Linked DNA regions of Mus musculus: region 2 is linked to region 1. A link is a loop called in an ENCODE intact Hi-C map of the cell type or tissue named here. Cell type or tissue: left cerebral cortex. All regions are shown on one strand. Links, peaks and the distances in the headings refer to the core of each region. The heading gives the core; the rest is flanking DNA.

Region 1 (2,920 bases), core at 289-2,788:
CTCAGTTCAGTCCAGGTGCTAATAGTTTATGACAAGTGATTTTCATCTGGCTTGAGTTCACTGATGAAATAATCCCACCTTAAATTAAAAGTACAACCAGGCAGCACATACGTTAAGGTTGGGAGCTCTAAGGGAGATAGTTTAAGTGTCTGGGACCAAAGGGTCCCAAACCAACCCCATCTTGTTAAAATGTACAGAAATGTACTAGACCTAGCTTAAGTTGGGATAGAGAATTTCAGCACCTAATTTCTTTTGTTGTTTATGGTTTATTCACTTTTTATGTGTTGAGTGCCTGTATTTATGTATGTGCTTTATTGCATGCAGATATTGCTGGAGGTCAGAAGATGGTGTAGGGTCCTTTAAAACTGGAGTCACAAATACTTGTGCACTGCCGTATGGGTTCTGTGAAATAAACCCAAGCCCTCTGTAAGAGCAGCAAGTGCTCTCAACTGTTAAGCCGTCTCTCCAGCCTTTGGTGGTGGTGTATTTTCTTTTGCTTTTCAAGAAAGGCTCTCTTGCAGCCTAAGGTGACCTGGATTTAGACTAGCCTCGAACTCCTGATCTTTCTGCCTCTACTTCTTGAGTGTGGTGGCATCATATGCATGGGCCCAATTCAGCACCCATTTCATTCTTTTGCTCTACAGACCAGCTTCTACATTTCCAGTTACTGGTTTATATCTTTATCTCTATCTATCTATCTATCTATCTATCTATCTATCTATCTACCTACCTACCTACCTACCTACCTACCTACCTACCTACCTACCTATCTATCTATCTATATCCCTAAACGAAAATCTCAATGCTCCAATCTGAGAGCAACACACACACACACGCTTATTTTGTTCCGGTAGCCCAGGGCGAGTGCTAATAGGTTTGAATACCATGGATAGCTACTGAAATATTAAGAATATGAACTTAATTCGATATACCTCACTCACGCAGCTAAGCCTCTATAGAGTATAAGCCTTTGGGTGTGTGCGACAAAATCACGTAAGTTCTCAAAGGGAAGACGCAAAACCAATAATTAACTTAGCCGAGTCACAAACTGAACCGGTCCTTGCAGCCAGTTTTCGCCCGCCTTGTCTAGTGTGGGTATTGTCGCCAGCAGCTGCTGACGCCTCACAGGAGTGCTACGTGGCGTCCTCGCGGTCACCGCTCTCCTTCCCCGACGGAGACGCCCAGCTCGACTTCCCCTTGATCTACCGCCAAGCGGATGCATCCTGAAGTTTAGGCGCCTCCTCACGCCGCGCGGCTGAATCCTTACCTCCGGCCAGACTAGCCTACCGGAGTGGCTGCTCCCGGAAGTGCTGTCCCGCGGGGTGGGAGGAGCGAGCCGCTGCTCCCGGAAGTGCCGGCTGGCCGGGTGGGCGTGGCGAGTTGCCGCACCCGGAAGTGCCGGCCCGCAGGCGGGGCTGCGGCTGCCACGTTGGAGCGGAGCGTGGAGGTGGCCCTGGGCCGCGGAGGAGGGGCGGCGGCGGCGGATCCGGGGAGAGGCCGACGCTCGCCGGCTAACGCAGGACAGGTCGCTGAGGTCCGCCAGGTGTGTCCGCCGTTTGTTTCCTGCCCCTCGCCAGGTTCGGTGTCCGCTGCCGAGGCCCGAGGCCCGTTCTCCGCTGACGGCGCGCCCCCGTCTCGTTTCGGCCCCGCCGGGACAACGCCTGGAGTCGCAGCAGGCGGGTGATCGTGCCGGTCATCCTCTGCCGACGTTTCCAGGCTGCCCTGCTCGGGAGTGAGTTTGAGGTTAACCTTTCAGTCCCTGTGCACAAAGTGGTGCGATCCCCAAGGGCATGGAAGGGAAACAGACCTCGGGATGATTTCTTTGACTTCACCTAGGTTGAGATTTTTGTGTTAAGTTGTGTTTGAACTGTTGCCAGATTTAAAGGACCATAGATTTGAAAGGAAGGCTACTGTCGTTTAACTAGGACTGTATTATTTAGCGACAGCAGTCGCTAATCACAGCCGGTGCTTCAAAAGCATATGATTTTGCTGCTGTTGTATTAAATTACATTGTGAGGCAGTTGTAAAATAACTGCCTGGACTTGTGGGCATGTAAACTTTTTCTGTGAGCTCGTAGAACTAATTCTGCAGGTCTTCCTGGAAGTTGCAAGAGTTTTTTTGATAGTTCCTCCAAATTGTTAAACTATACAAAGTTGAAACTTGGCTCTTTGTCTACAATTGTAACTCTTATATATATATATATATTTATATGTATAAATAAAATTAGAAGCTCGCTCATGTGACCGTATCCTCTATATCCTGATTATTCAGGAGTTGGATAAAATGTACTGCCCTTTTAAGTAATTCTGTCCTTGTTTCTCTTCGTTACAGCAAACCAAGAAAGGTTTGCAGGGAATAAGAACTTTTGGATAATTTCTATCTTAATTGTGAATGTTACACATTGTGGAGTCTGGAAATGTGAGATTTGCGATGAGATTTGGATTTCACTGGTAAATTTTGTAAACAGGTTTTTTTCCCCCCCTGAAACATGTAAGAGTAGAAAGATATTTGTGAACTGTTAAAGGCAATGGCTATCAGTCTTTTGGCATTTTCATCCCCCTTTGGAAGCATCGGGCTTTTCCTAGAAAAGCATGCGCACACTGTATGCACATACCTGGGTAGGATTTTCTGTGTAATTTCATGAGGTTCAAAAATCCCGCATTAAAGACTTGTCAAGTGATACAGCAAAATTAATTTCTTTTTGTTTCTCCCTCTCTTCTTCCCCGTTTCCTTCATTCTTTGAGATAGGGTCTCTTGTGGCCCGGAGTAGTCTCAGACTTATTGATTAGCTAAGGATGACCTTGAATTCTGACCCTCCTTCTCTAACCTCCGGAGCTGTGGGATTTCAGGCATCTACCATCACACTGGAAGTATTTTCTTTTATTGTAGATTAACTTCTTCTCCTAACATTTTATCTTGT
Region 2 (2,920 bases), core at 244-2,743, 380 kb before region 1:
AAGACTACCTTCAGCCAGTAAGAATCTAGACATTCTAGATGTCTCAGCAACTAAGGACTTAGGACTATCTGGTTCCCAGCACCCACACGGTGGCTTACGGCATCTGTAACTCCAGCTCCAGGGGAATCTGAGTCCCTCTTCAGACCTCTGGGACTAGACATGTACTGTCCGCATAAACACAAAATCCAAGAAATTCTAAATTGTGAGGCACATGGCTTGTGAGCAAACAGTCTTGTGCTGGGTAGTGTGCAGCCCCACAGTCCTTGCCCTCAGGAGGTGGAGGTCAGACGATCAGGACTTCAAGGTCATTCTCAGCTACATAGCAAGTTCAAGGCCAGCCTGGGCTACATGAGACCCTGTCTCAATAATACTCAAAGAACCTTTTGTTACTCTAAGTACAGGCTAACTTTCTTCCCTCTGCCCTTCCACTGGCTGCTTTGTTGAGTCTCAGTCTGCTGCCAGAGGGATTCCTTGAGGGTAGGATTTTAGGCCTCTCCTATTTTGTTTGGCTTTTGGAGTCTATAGGTAGTTTGTGGTATCTGACGTTGAACCCATGACATGAAAGGTACTCTGCCGCTGAACTACATACCTAGCCTTCCTGTTTTGAAACAGGATCTCATAGCACAGGCTTGTCCCAAACCAATGCTCTTTCTACATCTATGTCCCAAATACTGAGATTACAGGCATGTAACAGTGCTCGGTTAGGACAGGAATGGAACGCAACGTTTAAGTAGCTAGCACTGTGCTTAGTATATTGTGTTTTGGAGAGAACTCAACTGCCAGGTTTTGTCAGCCTCTTTAACCCTGGCCTTGTTGCTTACACAGTGCCTTATCTATCTAACGGGTGCGGGGAACAGTGTAGTTAGATTCTTTGCCAAGTGCACAATAATTATAACAACTGTTAGTTATATTCAGTGTCTTAAGTGAAAGCTTCAGCAAACAGCTTTGCATATGTGAGGGTAAGTGCACGTGTGCACACGCCTGTGTAGCTGAGTTTCGGTACAAACACCTGCAGTTTCATAACTGGTGGCTGATACCAATCGGAAAATATTTACATTTTAAATATTTTGGTTTATTTATAGTCTGGAGATCAAATGTAAGGCCTTGCACATCACGTACACACTTTACTACTGAGCTAACTCTGTTTAATTTTTTTTTTTTTTTTTTAATTTATGTGAGTACACTGGAGCTGTCTTCAGACACACCAGAAGAGGGCGTCAGATCTCACTCTCACTGTTACTCAGGCATAACTATTCCAATGCCTTGTTTTGTGGAGGATCTCACTGTAGCCCTGGCTGGCCTGGAATTCACAGCAGTCTACCTGCCTCTGACTCCCTTTTACCAGGATTAAAAGTCTGTACACACTCTAGCCTCTCTTTTTAAAAACAATATATCCAAGCCCTTTAAATTAAGTTTGGGGTGAGTTTTCTTAAACTATAGTATGTGTAAATTGCTCAAATTTAGACTCAGTTTTTTACTTTTTTTTCTCCATTTGTTTATTTTTGTATACTTGTATGTGTGGGGCACACATGTGAGTCAGGACAACTTGTGGGATTTCGTTCTCTCTGTTTACTGGGCGGGTCCTTAGGATCAAGGCTTGGCCACAAATGACCCTGTGCACTGAACCCTCTCACCCCCTTAGATTCCCATTTATAAGCTGTGACTAACAAAGCTGCAGTAGCTTTGTTAACTTGTACTCATTAGACAATGATGTCACAAATGTCCCCCACATACTGTGTGCACCCTCCTCTATGTGTCGATGGAGAATCCTAGAAGAAACTCGATGTTCCAAAAAGAACCTGGCAGCCAATGTTCTCACAAACCGTACAGTGGTTTCTTCCCTCTGTAGTTGGGTCTGGGTTTTCTGTGTGCGGATTTTTTTTTTCCCCTTCCTATTGGTAGGTTACTTGTTTTTATGTATCGATTACTTTGTTTCTCTAATGATAAGATGCTACCACTTGGGCTAGAGAGATGGTTCAACAGTAAAGAACACTCACTGATCTTCCAGGGTCCTGGGTCCAAGTCTCAGAGCACCAAGGCACATACAAGTGGTGGATGGCATATATGTATGTATATGTCTGCATACCTGCAAGCTAAACAACCAACGCGGAAACATACTAGCATTCACTAGCATTCATGTGTACTTTGTATTACTTCCATTATTATTTTGATCCAGGGCCTCATGGAACCCAGTCTAGCTAGGTAGTTGGGGGTGAACTTGAACTTTGATCTCTCTGTCTCCACTACTCAGGTGCTAGGATCACAGGCGTGAGCCACCGGACCCCTCTTTTAAACAAACAAACAAAAAAAGATTTATCTGCCTTTATTTGTTTGTTTATTTATTTGTTTGTTTGTTTGTTTGTTTGTTTATCTGCCTTGATGGAATCTGACATCTGCAACTACTGTAAGGGTGAGCCAGCTGCCCACCTGTTGACAAGGTCTGAGCTCAGACTTGCTGGCTGTGCACATTCTGGGCTTTGGGCATTGACCATTTGTAGGAATCACATCTCTCCTCATGAGAAGATTGCCATGTCGAGATACTGGATTTCCTCCCAGAAAAAAGTCCTGAGAGCATAGACGGGAAAATAATCTCTCGCATTTTTCTTTGAATTCTACAGACTGGCAACATACTTGCTTAACGCTAAGATCTGTGCAAGAAAGAAAAAATTTAATATATTCCTTGCCAACGAGTGGCGGGAAAACCCTTGTGGCTGAGATCTTAATGCTGCAAGAGCTGCTCTGCCGACAGAAAGATGTCTTAATGATCCTTCCGTATGTGGCCATTGTCCAAGAGAAGGTGTGTGGTTAAATAGCTGTAACTTTCTAATACGACGCTTTCACATCTAAAGACTAGCACACATGTATTAACTTTGAGCTGAGTCACGATATTTTTTCAGTATGTACAAGTGCTTGACTGTTT

The links. Peaks named below come from ENCODE experiments on the same cell type or tissue, not always from the same donor. Only the 100,000 strongest peaks of a DNase experiment are listed, where the experiment ranks them.
Region 2: it touches region 1 in a loop (4-fold over the local background); 4 of 42 quality-filtered maps call a loop at or near these places.

The regions. Positions count from the first base shown.
Region 1 is chr5:100,414,726-100,417,645 of GRCm38, reverse strand. Sec31a (Sec31 homolog A (S. cerevisiae)) reads left to right here and starts at 1,412. Exons shown (of 28, transcript NM_026969.1): 1 at 1,412-1,543. In left cerebral cortex, for the core only: a CTCF peak has its summit at 1,238; a DNase peak (open chromatin) is centred at 1,300; H3K4me3 peaks cover 2,365 bases; H3K27ac peaks cover 1,145 bases.
Region 2 is chr5:100,792,541-100,795,460 of GRCm38, reverse strand. Helq (helicase, POLQ-like) reads left to right here. Exons shown (of 18, transcript NM_001081107.1): 3 at 2,619-2,797. Among named protein-coding and RNA genes, the nearest start is that of Helq, 4.6 kb to the left of the region's middle. In left cerebral cortex, for the core only: a CTCF peak has its summit at 1,224 (motif pointing right); no DNase peak of the experiment used is centred there.